4 separate regions of the Homo sapiens genome follow, and regions 2, 3 and 4 are each linked to region 1. Evidence: chromatin contacts called from ENCODE Hi-C or POLR2A ChIA-PET data. All regions are on one chromosome and are shown on one strand. The core of a region is the stretch at or near the end of the contact, and the rest is flanking DNA. Distances in the headings are between cores, read along the strand shown. Region 1 holds the start of SLC35A1 (solute carrier family 35 member A1). Region 2 has its middle 120 kb from the start of SPACA1. Region 3 overlaps LOC101928911 (a long non-coding RNA gene). Region 4 overlaps LOC101928911 (a long non-coding RNA gene).

The links. Hi-C counts contacts between places; a loop is a spot of excess contacts on that map. ChIA-PET counts read pairs that join two places held with the same protein, here RNA polymerase II (POLR2A). Pooled maps may share reads with other maps.
Region 2: a pooled map shows a loop between it and region 1 (5-fold over the local background). The contact joins the enhancer-like site here to the promoter of SLC35A1 in region 1. A Hi-C loop is called at or near these places in 17 of 37 single-sample maps with no recorded cell type and 5 of 50 pooled maps.
Region 3: a loop to region 1 is called in a pooled map, with 3 times the contacts of the local background. The contact joins the enhancer-like site here to the promoter of SLC35A1 in region 1. A Hi-C loop is called at or near these places in 7 of 50 pooled maps.
Region 4: a loop to region 1 is called in a map of OCI-LY7, with 3 times the contacts of the local background. The contact joins the enhancer-like site here to the promoter of SLC35A1 in region 1. A Hi-C loop is called at or near these places in 6 of 168 maps with a recorded cell type or tissue (Caco-2, K562, OCI-LY7 and 3 more), 18 of 37 single-sample maps with no recorded cell type and 14 of 50 pooled maps. POLR2A ChIA-PET finds 5 or more read pairs at or near these places in 3 of 52 experiments (Caco-2, K562 and OCI-LY7).

What each region holds. Positions count from the first base shown.
Region 1 is chr6:87,471,625-87,474,427 of GRCh38, reverse strand. SLC35A1 (solute carrier family 35 member A1) reads right to left here and starts at 1,454. Exons shown (of 8, transcript NM_006416.5): 1 at 1,409-1,454. The coding sequence starts at 1,424. It overlaps LOC124901357 (a long non-coding RNA gene), which reads left to right and starts at 1,483. Exons shown (of 2, transcript XR_007059668.1): 1 at 1,483-1,655; 2 at 1,930-2,803. RefSeq lists enhancers at 586-685, 736-905, 901-1,807 and a silencer at 1,356-1,495.
Region 2 is chr6:87,924,187-87,926,989 of GRCh38, reverse strand. No RefSeq gene overlaps it. Among named protein-coding and RNA genes, the nearest start is that of SPACA1, 120 kb to the left of the region's middle. RefSeq lists enhancers at 1,280-1,469, 655-1,744. Within about 2 kb of position 1,434, at least 5 of the 41 ENCODE cell types and tissues checked have a DNase peak (open chromatin) inside an H3K27ac peak, as active enhancers do.
Region 3 is chr6:87,903,866-87,906,668 of GRCh38, reverse strand. The region is part of intron 2 of LOC101928911 (a long non-coding RNA gene); the gene reads right to left. Among named protein-coding and RNA genes, the nearest start is that of SPACA1, 140 kb to the left of the region's middle. RefSeq lists an enhancer at 1,216-1,465. Within about 2 kb of position 1,373, at least 2 of the 41 ENCODE cell types and tissues checked have a DNase peak (open chromatin) inside an H3K27ac peak, as active enhancers do.
Region 4 is chr6:87,795,244-87,798,046 of GRCh38, reverse strand. All of the region lies in intron 2 of LOC101928911 (a long non-coding RNA gene), which reads right to left. Among named protein-coding and RNA genes, the nearest start is that of AKIRIN2, 94 kb to the right of the region's middle. RefSeq lists enhancers at 1,121-1,220, 1,175-1,674, 1,675-2,176. Within about 2 kb of position 1,395, at least 5 of the 41 ENCODE cell types and tissues checked have a DNase peak (open chromatin) inside an H3K27ac peak, as active enhancers do; they include OCI-LY7, where a contact is called at or near this core.

The sequences.
Region 1 (2,803 bases), core at 205-2,704:
TGTTTGTGTGGAAATGTCCCCCAAAAGAAACTTACAGTTTAAAATGTTTTTTTTCGGTTATGTTTTACTATAGTTTATGGGGACATTATTTGTAATACTTAAGAACTTAGAAATTCTGTAAGTCCCAGATAAATCCTTTGTGGATATTCGGAAACTATGGAAACTGTAGTTTTGTTAGGATTACAATCAAGGCTCAACAAATATGTATTGGCAATAAGCCTAAACCTTTACATTGTTGCAGCTATTTCAAGTAATGATTTGACTTCTGTAATTTATAAGTTTTCGTTCGGATCAATTTTGCTATCCCCATTCCATTTTAGTTATCAAAACAATTCTATTTCTTTTTCTTTTATTTCCTGTGTTGCTACAAAAAAAGGCTTTTAAGATTGGACTTATTTGAAATGAAACAGAAAGAAGACATAAGAGAAGCATATGCAACTAAAGACAATGCCCCTGGGCAGGGCCTGATGAGAAACATGGACCCCGCAACAGGGAAAATAACTTGAAACCCACGCAAGAAGATATTCCTTATGTATTCGTTCAATATTTATTCAAGGGTGAAGCCAAGTGCTCTATGGAGGAAGGGTGGAGCAAGAATCCGGGTGTTGCCCAACTTCTCCTGGTTAATGCACCACAGTCAAAGAATCCACCTCTGGTCCCAACTTACACACACTGCTCAGCAAAAAGTGGTGCGGAGTCAATTAGACTCGCCCTCCTTAAATGTCAATTAGTCAACAAATACGCCTTCACCCGAATGTGCCATCCCTCAGGAGGAGGGAGGTGGATCTCAGCTTCCACCCCAAATAGCAGCATACAGCATTCTCTATAATTACACACAGCATACAGGTGGGAACTGTTAACGACTGTTATCTTCCTTTCGTTACGATTTCAGTGCTGTTTTGACGCCCCAGTGATGTCTTTAGTGGTTGTTGCATGGCCCAGCCGCCGCATGGGATCTGCGCCCGGAGCCTGCCTTTAAGCCTCTGAGCATCCACAGGGTAGGAGGCGCAGAGGAGACCGGAGCCGCGGGGCCAGGGTGAAGAACTGTCCTGCCTCGCTGGGTAATGCGGTCCAGCCCCGGACCCACGCCCTGGCCTCTCTCCGGGTCCGCCGCAGCCCCGGCCTGTCAGAATTCGGTTCCCACCCACTCCCAGCTAGTGGAGGTCAGTGCGGTCTCTGACTCCGACCTGCCCAGCGCGGAGTCAGCCGCGGAGACTGCAGCCGCAGCGGAAGGCAGGCTGCCCTGACTGCCGGGAGCGGCTCCACGCAAACTCCTGACGCCTCAGCCAGGCCCCAGAGGCACTGGGCAACCAGGGTGCTCCGCTGCCCGACAGGGGCTGACCAGCGCAGATGCTCGCCCGCCGCCGCCCCCCGCGGACTCCCCACTCCCAGCAGACCCAGTTCTCACCTCTCGGGGCAGCCATGGTTCCCCGACAGCCCCCCGCGGAACTGACGCCCGCCCCCTCCGCGCCCCCGCGCAGGACACCGGGGACCGCCCCTTGTGGTCATAGAGACGAAGCCGCTCGGCCTAGAGCGCCTCGCCGGCCTCCCGGTCGGCCACGCACTAAAACTGGGCTCAGGAATCCAAGCTACACCCCAAAATGGGGAGAACGCGGATCGAAGGGAGGCCTTCCCGGCCGCGTCCTAGGTGACAGGTGTGTGAAATTCGGTTGGGGAGGTAGTTCTGTAAACTGCGTCTCCCCGCCAGCTAAGGAAGTTGAGTGAAGGGAGCGTTGCCGTCTGGGAATCGTAGTCCTCACAAAGGCGTGAGTAGGCGGCAAATAAGGATTTGGGTTTAGCCTTGGGGATTCACTCCTGTCAAAGCTGTTAGAGAAGCTCCCAGAACTCGTAAAGTAACAGAAACTACTTGCGGCAACATTTGTAACTTCCACCTGGCTCATTATCTTCCACTGTTACCTTGTGTTCTAGATAAGTTATAATTTATTCTACATATCGTTCAGAAGTCTTGTGCCTGTTCCATATCGTCAGCAGTCATCGGTTGTATTTACCCAGCCAGGCATTCTAACTAATGATCTTCGCACAACAAAACGGCCTTTAAAAAATCAGATGTATCGGCCGGGCGTGGTGGCTCACGCCTGTAATCCCAGCACTTTGGGAAGTCGAGGCAGATGGATCACCTAAGGTCAGGAGTTCGAGACCAGCCTGGCCAATATGGCGAAACCCCGTCTTTACTAAAAATACAAAAAATTAGCCGGGCGTGGTGGCGCGCACCGGTAATCCCAGCTACTCAGGAGGCCGAAGCGGGAGAATCACTTGAACCCGGGAGATTGCAGTGAGCCGAGATTGCGCCCCTGCACTCCAGCCTGGGCGACACAGCGAGACTTCGTCTCAAAAAACAAAAAAAATTAGATATATCAACAGGCATTTTAACCACTATAATCTCCACTTTCACTAGGGGATGTTAATTAGCTATCATAATTGATATTAGAAATAATTCATTGGTGAAATAAATGATGTTCAAGATATGTGGATTGGTTTAAAATAATATGAAAATACCTCAGCACTTACAGGAATAGGGATGCAAGATTCTGAGCTGCCCAGCAGCCCACACCTTCTGCAGCATGTTCTTTCCCCAAAATTGTCCTTTTAGAGGGTTGGTTGTATACCATTGTCTTGTTAAATATACATATAGATATATCTGGTCTGTTAACATTGTTGGAACATTTTGCATGCCTTATTAGCATCATATTAATATTGGGAGGGGCTCCCAGGAGACCAGAGTTGACTTTGTAGAGGCAGACATTTGATTAATCTCATTTTGCAATAGTGTTGGACTTTTCCT
Region 2 (2,803 bases), core at 185-2,684, 450 kb before region 1:
ATGTACCATCTGGGGGCCAAACACTCTTCTGGGTGCTTTATATTTGTGACCTCATCTCAGGTGGACAATGACCTAGCCAAGGTGGCTCTCATAATCCTTCAGTCACAACTCAGAGAATGGAGTGACTGCACAAAGGACCCAGTGGTGACTGGCAGAACCGGTACTGTGAATCAGCTGTCTTTGAGCCTGGAATTATATTCTTCTGGAAATGCCTCTCTTTACCCAGGCCAGGCAGTTCCCAAACAATTCCCCAAAAGACGCCAGATTTGTGAACAGATATTGGTTGACTAAAACATGTTCCCCCTACAGGAAAAACAACTCCAAGTGCATGCCTTAATGACAGTGCTTCTGCAGTGTCCCCGCTGTACCTGGGGACAACATACTATCCACAATGGATAGTATGTACTGAATACCTACTTTGTGCAAGGGACTAAGCTGACAACTCTGTATACAAGAGCTCATTTAATCTTATTATTATTCCTGTTTTATACAAGGTTAAGTAACTTGCCCAAAGTCACAGCCAGAACTGGGACTTAAACCCAGATCACTCAACTCCAGAATCCATGTTTCATGACTATTTTCCTAACCACTGTTTTTCACTGCCTCTCCTTGAGGGAAATAAATCAGTGGGCCCTGGTATCTGAGAAACGCCACCACAAGACAGCCAACCTCAGCGCTTTGTGGATTTCTCTAATTCTAATTTCTAGTCCCTGTTTTTGTCACCTGTGTGAGTGGTAACGGCCTGAAGCACTGGTATTACTAAGACAGGTCCCCCATCCCCTAAGCAATCTTGAGGGCTGTGACGAACTATAGATAAATGAGGGTAGGTTGAGCACTTCGAATTGGAACGCATGAAATTGGTTGGATTTGTAATCAGATGAGAGAAAGCAAAGGCTTTAGGAAAGCCCACTTTTCCCCGTAGTCCCTTCTCATGGCCATGAGGCATCATCAACTCTTAATGGAAAGGGTATAAATGCTGGAGTTGGGCAGACCTCAGGTCAAGCCCTGGCTCCACTCCTGGCCAGCTGAGTGACTTGGGCCAGGTAACTTCATCTCCCTGAGCCTCAGTCTCCTCATGTGTAAAGTATGTGCACCAGTAGCTAGCAGAGGGCTGGGAACACGGATGGAGATGATCCACAGGAAGCACCTGGCACTATGTCTGGCACGTGGGAAAGGATCAAGTACATATTAGCTAAAAATAAAACTGAGAGCATGGTTTCAGGGCCGTTGGGGATTCCCCAGTCACCAGACTGTGACCATCTGCCCCGATGCTGCATGTGGGATCCTCCAGATCCTACACTGGCGTTGCATCCCTGTGTCTGGCAGGACAGGTGGCTTTTCCTAGCCACCTCAGGAGAGTACATTTGTCACCACGGATGCAAACCCTGGAAGCCAGTGCAAGCTGCTTGCTACAGCACTGGTGTGGCCAGGCCCCTGCTCTGCCAGAACTTGCTTCTAGTGAGAAACCTCATTTCTCACCCCATGGTCAGGTGGACTGTGGTGGGAGGAAGAGGTTGGGAGCAGAAAAGGTGACAGTTCTGGTCTCAGAGTTGATGGCTTCAGATCCCGCAGGGGTTCAGATGCCTTCAGATTTATAGGCCCATAACAGCAGAAAGCTGCCTCCTGGCTGAGCCTGGTGCTGCTTTTGGGCCCGGGGGGCTCCTGGCTGATACTGTTTGTGAACCTCTTTATCTCTCTAATGCCATGTTCTCTAAATCTTGGTATTAGAACGATGAGAAAGGGCGGAGGAGGGTGATTCATGCCCTGGTTACACTGACAACGAAATTCATCGAAATCAAATTTCTCCTAAGCATGCTAACAACATCCCGGCTGGTGCCTGCCTCGGCTGTAGGTCTGGGTTTGTTTGGTTTCTACAACAATTTTTCTTTTTAATGTCATTATTTTTATTATTTCGCCTAATGTTTTTATAATGTGCTTACTGTGGAGGTTGTTCCACAGAGCCCGCCAGCTCTCTGGGGATAGGGTGGGCCACGCTTGGTAACCCCAAAGGCTGCTGTTTTGCACAACCCTCCAATCACTGAAGGAAATAGAGTCTTCACCCTCCCCACTTCCCTAGACCTGTCTTGACAAGGAATCAAACACTAACCATAGAATTACTAACCTGTTCAACCCCAGTCTGAGCAAAGCTCCAATATTAACTGATGAACCCAACCAACCCTCCCCTTCTTCCACCCACCTTTTATTCTCCCAGTTAAGCATCTCTGGTTGCATCAGTCCTTTTTTCTATGTCATGGCTTCTGGCTCCACTTCTGCCATCCTGCCCTGGAACATCATCCCCTGCCCTATTTGCCCATATCCCTCTTAAATGTGACATTGATTAAGGGATGAATAAATGATACCACATCCATATTTCTGGAACATTAAGCATTTTAAAATTAATTTTGGAGAGGTGTCAATGATGTATCCTTAAGTGAAGAAAGATGGAGAAAATGGGTTTGTCCACTTTATGAAAAACCAAAAATCCCAACAAAAATCTTATATACTTGTGGGTTTGTTTTGATATGTTTGTCTCAGCATGAGTAACAGCACAGAAGGATACACACCAAGTTGTTAACATGTGTTATCTGTTTTGGGGGATGTTAGAAGGAAGAATTTTTTTTAATATACCTATAATGTTTCATTACCTGCAGTTAACTCTTGTTACTCTGATTTATTTATTTATTTATTTATTTTTGAGACAGGGTCTCACTCTGTCACCCAGACTGGAGTGCAGTGGAGCAATCTCAACTTAGCAGAACCTCAGCCTCCTGGGGCCAAGCAATCTTCCCATCTTAGCCTCCCA
Region 3 (2,803 bases), core at 124-2,623, 430 kb before region 1:
CCTGCAGCCACTTAACGATACACACCTCTCCCTGTGCCTGCAGCCCCATAGGGGGAGCATCCTAAACACCTTTATGACATCTTTCCCCCTCCCCACCTTAAGTCCAGTTCTGTTGGGTCTTCTTCACCTCACTGTCTGGCCCTCTCTTCGAATACTGAAATGTTTTCCCAATGTCTTCCCTCCTGATTTCTAGGTTGGATCATAAACCTTGCCCTTAGCCCACCCACTCCTGTTTCCTCCTCTACTGCTCTGTTCTCTCCCGTCCATCCCTGAGGGGCTCATTACCCAAGCACCATTTACAATGACAAAGCAAATGCACTGCATTTAGATTGATTTTTGTCTTAGTCAAACTGGGGTACATTTGTAATACAGAAAAGGATTGGTGTGTTTCATCACAAGGAATTAAAGCTATTATCTCACAAATCTGATTGATGTGAGCAGCCAAAACAAATATGTTGAGTAATTTCTTCCCTTACTAACTAGTTCTTTGCTTGAATCTTCCAGTTAATAGTTACGCCTGGCAAATTCTCAAATGGTATATATTATATTCATCCCAGCACTTGCGTTCTGTTTTGGATATGATTTTGAAAGAAGACATCTTAGAGAGTAAATTCTTGAGGAAAGGACATAAATAGATAAATACCAGATATAAATAGATAAACATGAATAAAAATGCATATTTCAGAAACATTGTAAAAAATAACAATAATAATAATAATATAATGGCTGTAATTTTTCAAACATCCTCAGACCACAAAGGTAATGCAGAGGGAAAATAGGCGTATTTGTTTTCCTCTTGCCTTATGGCTGAAAGAGCAAAGCATGCATGATTTTTATGACCTGGCTAGTGATGTGTCCCTTCAGGGAGCTATTAACTCTATCCTTGTAGATGGTGCCTGATCCCCTTCAAAATTAGAAATTGCTTAAAACCAGAAAAAAAAAAAGCATTTCATTCCTAAATAGGCCATTAGTGATATTGGATAGTTTGTTATGCTGTAATGCAATATTGAAATTCCTAGAGGCAATGGATTTTCAGTAGTGAATTAAAAAGACCAAACTAAACCAAGTATTTGAGGAATGAGTGAAAAGAATCTTGGGTAGCTAACTATTTTATAGGTTGTGTGTCAGCAAGTGACCTTTTGAAAATAAAATTATTAACTCTCCCCAGAGAACTAAATGCAAATTGAGCCCAGCTGGATTGTGTGGTAGGTATGAAAACATATCTATTTTGATGCAGGGGAGCAGGGGGTGGACATATATGTCACGAAATGTCAGAATAATGACCATCACCCTCAACAGAAAGTAAGTGGACTAAAAATAGCAACATACAGTTTTGGTTCTTAAAAATTATCAGCAAAGATGCAAAGGGTAATGACAGCAGATGTGTACAGCAGGGTTTTAACCTGAGTATGTGCCTGGACATGCTGTGCTGCCTCACTGCACAGCTAATACAACCTTTGACAACCTTTTCCCAGGAATGCAGAAGTCCAAGAATAATGCACATAAACTAAATAGCATCATTTCGTAGCATAAGTTAAAGGGAAGCTAATTTACTGGCTGCATGTTACAATAGATAAAATGAATTTCATTGTCTCCATGCCTGTACCTATCATCAGGCTTAATGTAAATACCCCTTTGAAGGACTATAGCTATCAGACGTGACATTAGAGTGATTCACAAACAGCTCTAATTACATAAGTACAAAACTATATTGTACTTACAGGCTTGCAGATACTAACTAATTTCTCATCATTTGCATCCAAAAACCCTGGTAAATTCCCTTTTCCTGAATATAGTATCTAAATTTTAAATGTGTAGGAAAAGTCACTATTCTACTAAGTGTATCTTTCAATAGATACTTAATTTCCTTTCTGAAGTTACTGTAATTATTTCAGGAATTGAGCCTTTTTGTCCTAGAATTTTTGTTCTCATCAGGATAGACAAGCTCTCCAAGGACACGCTGATATTTCTCCTGGCTAACCTCTGGGGACATTATCAATGCATGGTACAGTAAGTTAATATTTCACCAAAGGTTAAAAAAAATAGAAGAATACAATTTGAGGAGAGGGGATTGTTAAGAATCATATTCAGGTTAAAATATTACATTCATAGGAACTTTAAAAATTTTAAATCAATATAGATGATTTCAACACAGTATATAAATCAAAGCCCTCCTATTTATTCCCTGGCCTGATTGATAGGGTTTCTCTATTAAAATTGCCCATTCCATCCCAAATATGGATAATATATAATTTGAAGTTGAAATCAGGTCCCTTGAGTTTCTTGAGATTGGATAAATGTCTGCAAACATCAACAAACAGGCCTTAAAGTAAGGCAGTAATCTATAAACCATCCTGATGACTTGTCAATAGGAGGAGGGAGACAGGATGAGACTGTAAACTCAGCAACCTCTTCCTGACCTTAACCCTCCCCCAACCTCTGAAAAGTAATGAGGACTGTTCCTTGAGCCTTTGTTTGAGGAAGCTGAGAATAAGAATTGTGAGCTCCTGTATTCCCACAGAGACTTAAAGTATCCACAACCCCTTCAGTTCAAAATTGCTTTATATTTGGTGACCTGAGGTTCAAGTAGATAAGTTTTGCTACATTCAAGAATGCAGAAATAATTCACCCTGTCACTGCACTGAGCAAGACAACCAACCAGGGCTGGTGTGGCCCAGGAAAGGTCTAGGGAAACAGGGAACCGAGGATGTATTTCAAGGGGGCAGGTGGACTGGGGAACAGGAACTGTTTGAATAATTTTCAGAGACTCTGAGATTTTAGCTGCCACCAAAATGAGAAAAAA
Region 4 (2,803 bases), core at 146-2,645, 320 kb before region 1:
ATCAGCTGGGTACTTCAAGATCTATACACAAACCTGTTCATTTCAACATTATTTATAAAAATGGTTTCTAGTAGCACACCCAGATATTTGGATCTTACCAAATACCTTGCAGCAGAGCTATATGGAGATGCAAATATTTTCACCAAATATTATTGAAAACATTTCTCATGTGGTCCATTTTTAATTATAGAAAGCATAAATACATATTTAAATGTGTTGTAGGATATTTCACAAAATGTTAACATGACCCTGGGCAAGGAAAAATCATGGGTGATATATTTTTCATCAATAGTCTGTATTTTATGTATTTTTTCCCAAAAATGGACATGCATTTTAACTGTATAAAAAATTCAAGGCCGGGCACAGTGGCTCATGACTGTAATCCCAGCACTTTGGGAGGCTGAGGGGGGTGGATCACCTGAGGTCAGGACTTCGAGACCAGCCTGGCCAACATGGTGAAACCCCATCTCTACCAAAAATACAAAATTAGCCGGACATGGTGGTGCGTGCCTGTAAACCCAGCTACTCAGGAGGCTGAGGGAGAAGAATCATTTGGACCCAGGAGGTGGAGGTTGCAGTGAGTCGAGATCATGCCATTGCACTCCAGCCTGGGCAAAAAGCGAATCTCCACTTTAAAAAAATAATAATAAATATAAATAAATACATACATACATACACATCTTTAAATGGAAGAAAAAGTAAAATCGGGGCAGAGTGGGGGTGTGACAGGGAAGGGGTGTATGGAGGAGGGATGTGTTCTGGGAGCTAGAGATGCTCTATTCTTGATCAGAATGATAGTCATCAGGGTGTTCCCTTCATTCTGCTGTACATTTATTCTCTAATCTTTTCAGTCACTCTACCATATTTCACAACTTTTAAAAAGGGGAGGGGGTTAAAAAAAGAAAAGTCTGAGAATTTTAACACAAGCTAGGGGAAACTGTAGTTTCAAAGAAAAAAAAAAAAAAGGAAGAAGAAGAAAAGCCTGTTCAGTTGCTGCAATGCCTAATAAAGCTGCAAATACAGCCCAAACCCACAGGCTGTCAGATTCACAAAGTGTGAATGTAATGTAGGCAGGGGAGATGAAGCATTGAGTTATGTTTCTCACTCACACACACACACACACACACACACACACACATGAAAATCTGTCCTTCTGGCCGCCCACCCTTCACCTAATCAGCACCAGTCTAGGCTGCTCAGTGGTGTGTATTCTCACCAAGGTGCTGCCCAGAAGATCCACCTTGCTCAGGGAAGCGTAGTTGGTCCTGTTCCCTTTCACTTTTGCTGGTGCCAGAAATCCTGACAGAAGCAACAGTCTCTATGGTGCCAGAAGAGGAGGCTGTAGCGCTGCCTGGAGACAAACCCTTGCAGAATATATGCTTCCAATTGGAACATGTTGCTTTTAGAGCCTCAGGGCCCTGCAAGGGCAGGATGTGCCGCTCTGATTCCCAGTGTGTGACAGCAGGGGATTCCTCCCAGTTATTCTCAGAGTCAGGCTGTGGTTTGTACTTTCTTTTTTTTTTAGAGACGGAGTCTCGCTCTGTTGCCCAGGCTGGAGTGGTGCAGTGGTGCGATCTCGGCTCACTGCAACCTCCGCCTCCCGGTTTCAAGTAATTCTCCTGCCTCAGCCTCCTGAGTAGCTGGGACTACAGGCACACGCCGCCATGCCCGGCTAGTTTCTCTTGTCTTTTAGTAGAGAGGGGGTTTCACCATGTTGCTCAGGCTGGTCTCAAAACCCTGAGCTCAGGCAATCCGCCCACCTCGGCCTCCCAAAGTGCTAGGATTAGAGGTGTGAGCCACTGCACCCGGCCGGTTTGTACTTTCTATCAGATCATTCAACTAAACTTTGTGACACCGCAGATAAAACAAAGCAGATTAATGTCGCTGATCCAAAGAGCCAGGTTCTGCTGCACTTGGACCCAATGGGACCCGAAGAGGCTTCGGCTCTCCAGCAAAGATTGGGGGAGCCAGGTTTGTCCTCACCCGTAGTTCAGGGATGGTGTTGGGTAATTTTGATAAAGTACCCCTTCCTCATAGAAGCAAAAACTCCTTTCTGTTATTTTTTCTTTTAACTTCCAAATTAAAGACACCAACATGTTGTAACAAACAACATAGAACATCCTTTAATCCAGTAAGGGGCACTGCCAACCATGAAGAAGGTCAGTTCACAAGCAGACACATAGGGCATAGACATGGCCTTCCCGTTGCAATCTTGGTTCCACCTCTCATGGTACCTCACGCTCTCTGTCTTGTGTTGTAACTATCTGTGCACTTACCATTGACTTTATCTCCTCCATTACTGGGCTGCAGGCTCCCAGAGGACATAATCCGTGTACAATGGATTTACCTTTGTTTCCTCCCTGCCTGGCATAATGCCTTGTAGTCAGTAGCTCCTCCAAATGTTTGTAGAGAAGAAGAAAGGGAATTAGCATGCCTTAATCTCTAAGCTGTACCAGTTACTATACATATGCTTAATGTATATGATCATATTTAACTCGTAAAACCAGCCTCCAAGGTGTTATTATTACCATTTTATAGAAATGGTAAAGAAACGGAGGCTCAAAAAAGTTAGATGCCTGCTTAAGATCACTGAGCCAGTTAGAGTGAGAGATGGACTTGAGTCTAGAACTGTCCCTCTGCCAAATTCCTGCTCTTATTTCTTCATTAACGAGTGAATGAATGGGGGTTAATGATACCTGTGCGATGAGTCATCCCCAGACCCCCAGGTGCTACTAACACTGCTTCCCAACCCTCGCCTGGGGTTGGCAGGGCTTTTTTAATTCACTGGATAGTCCCTAACAGG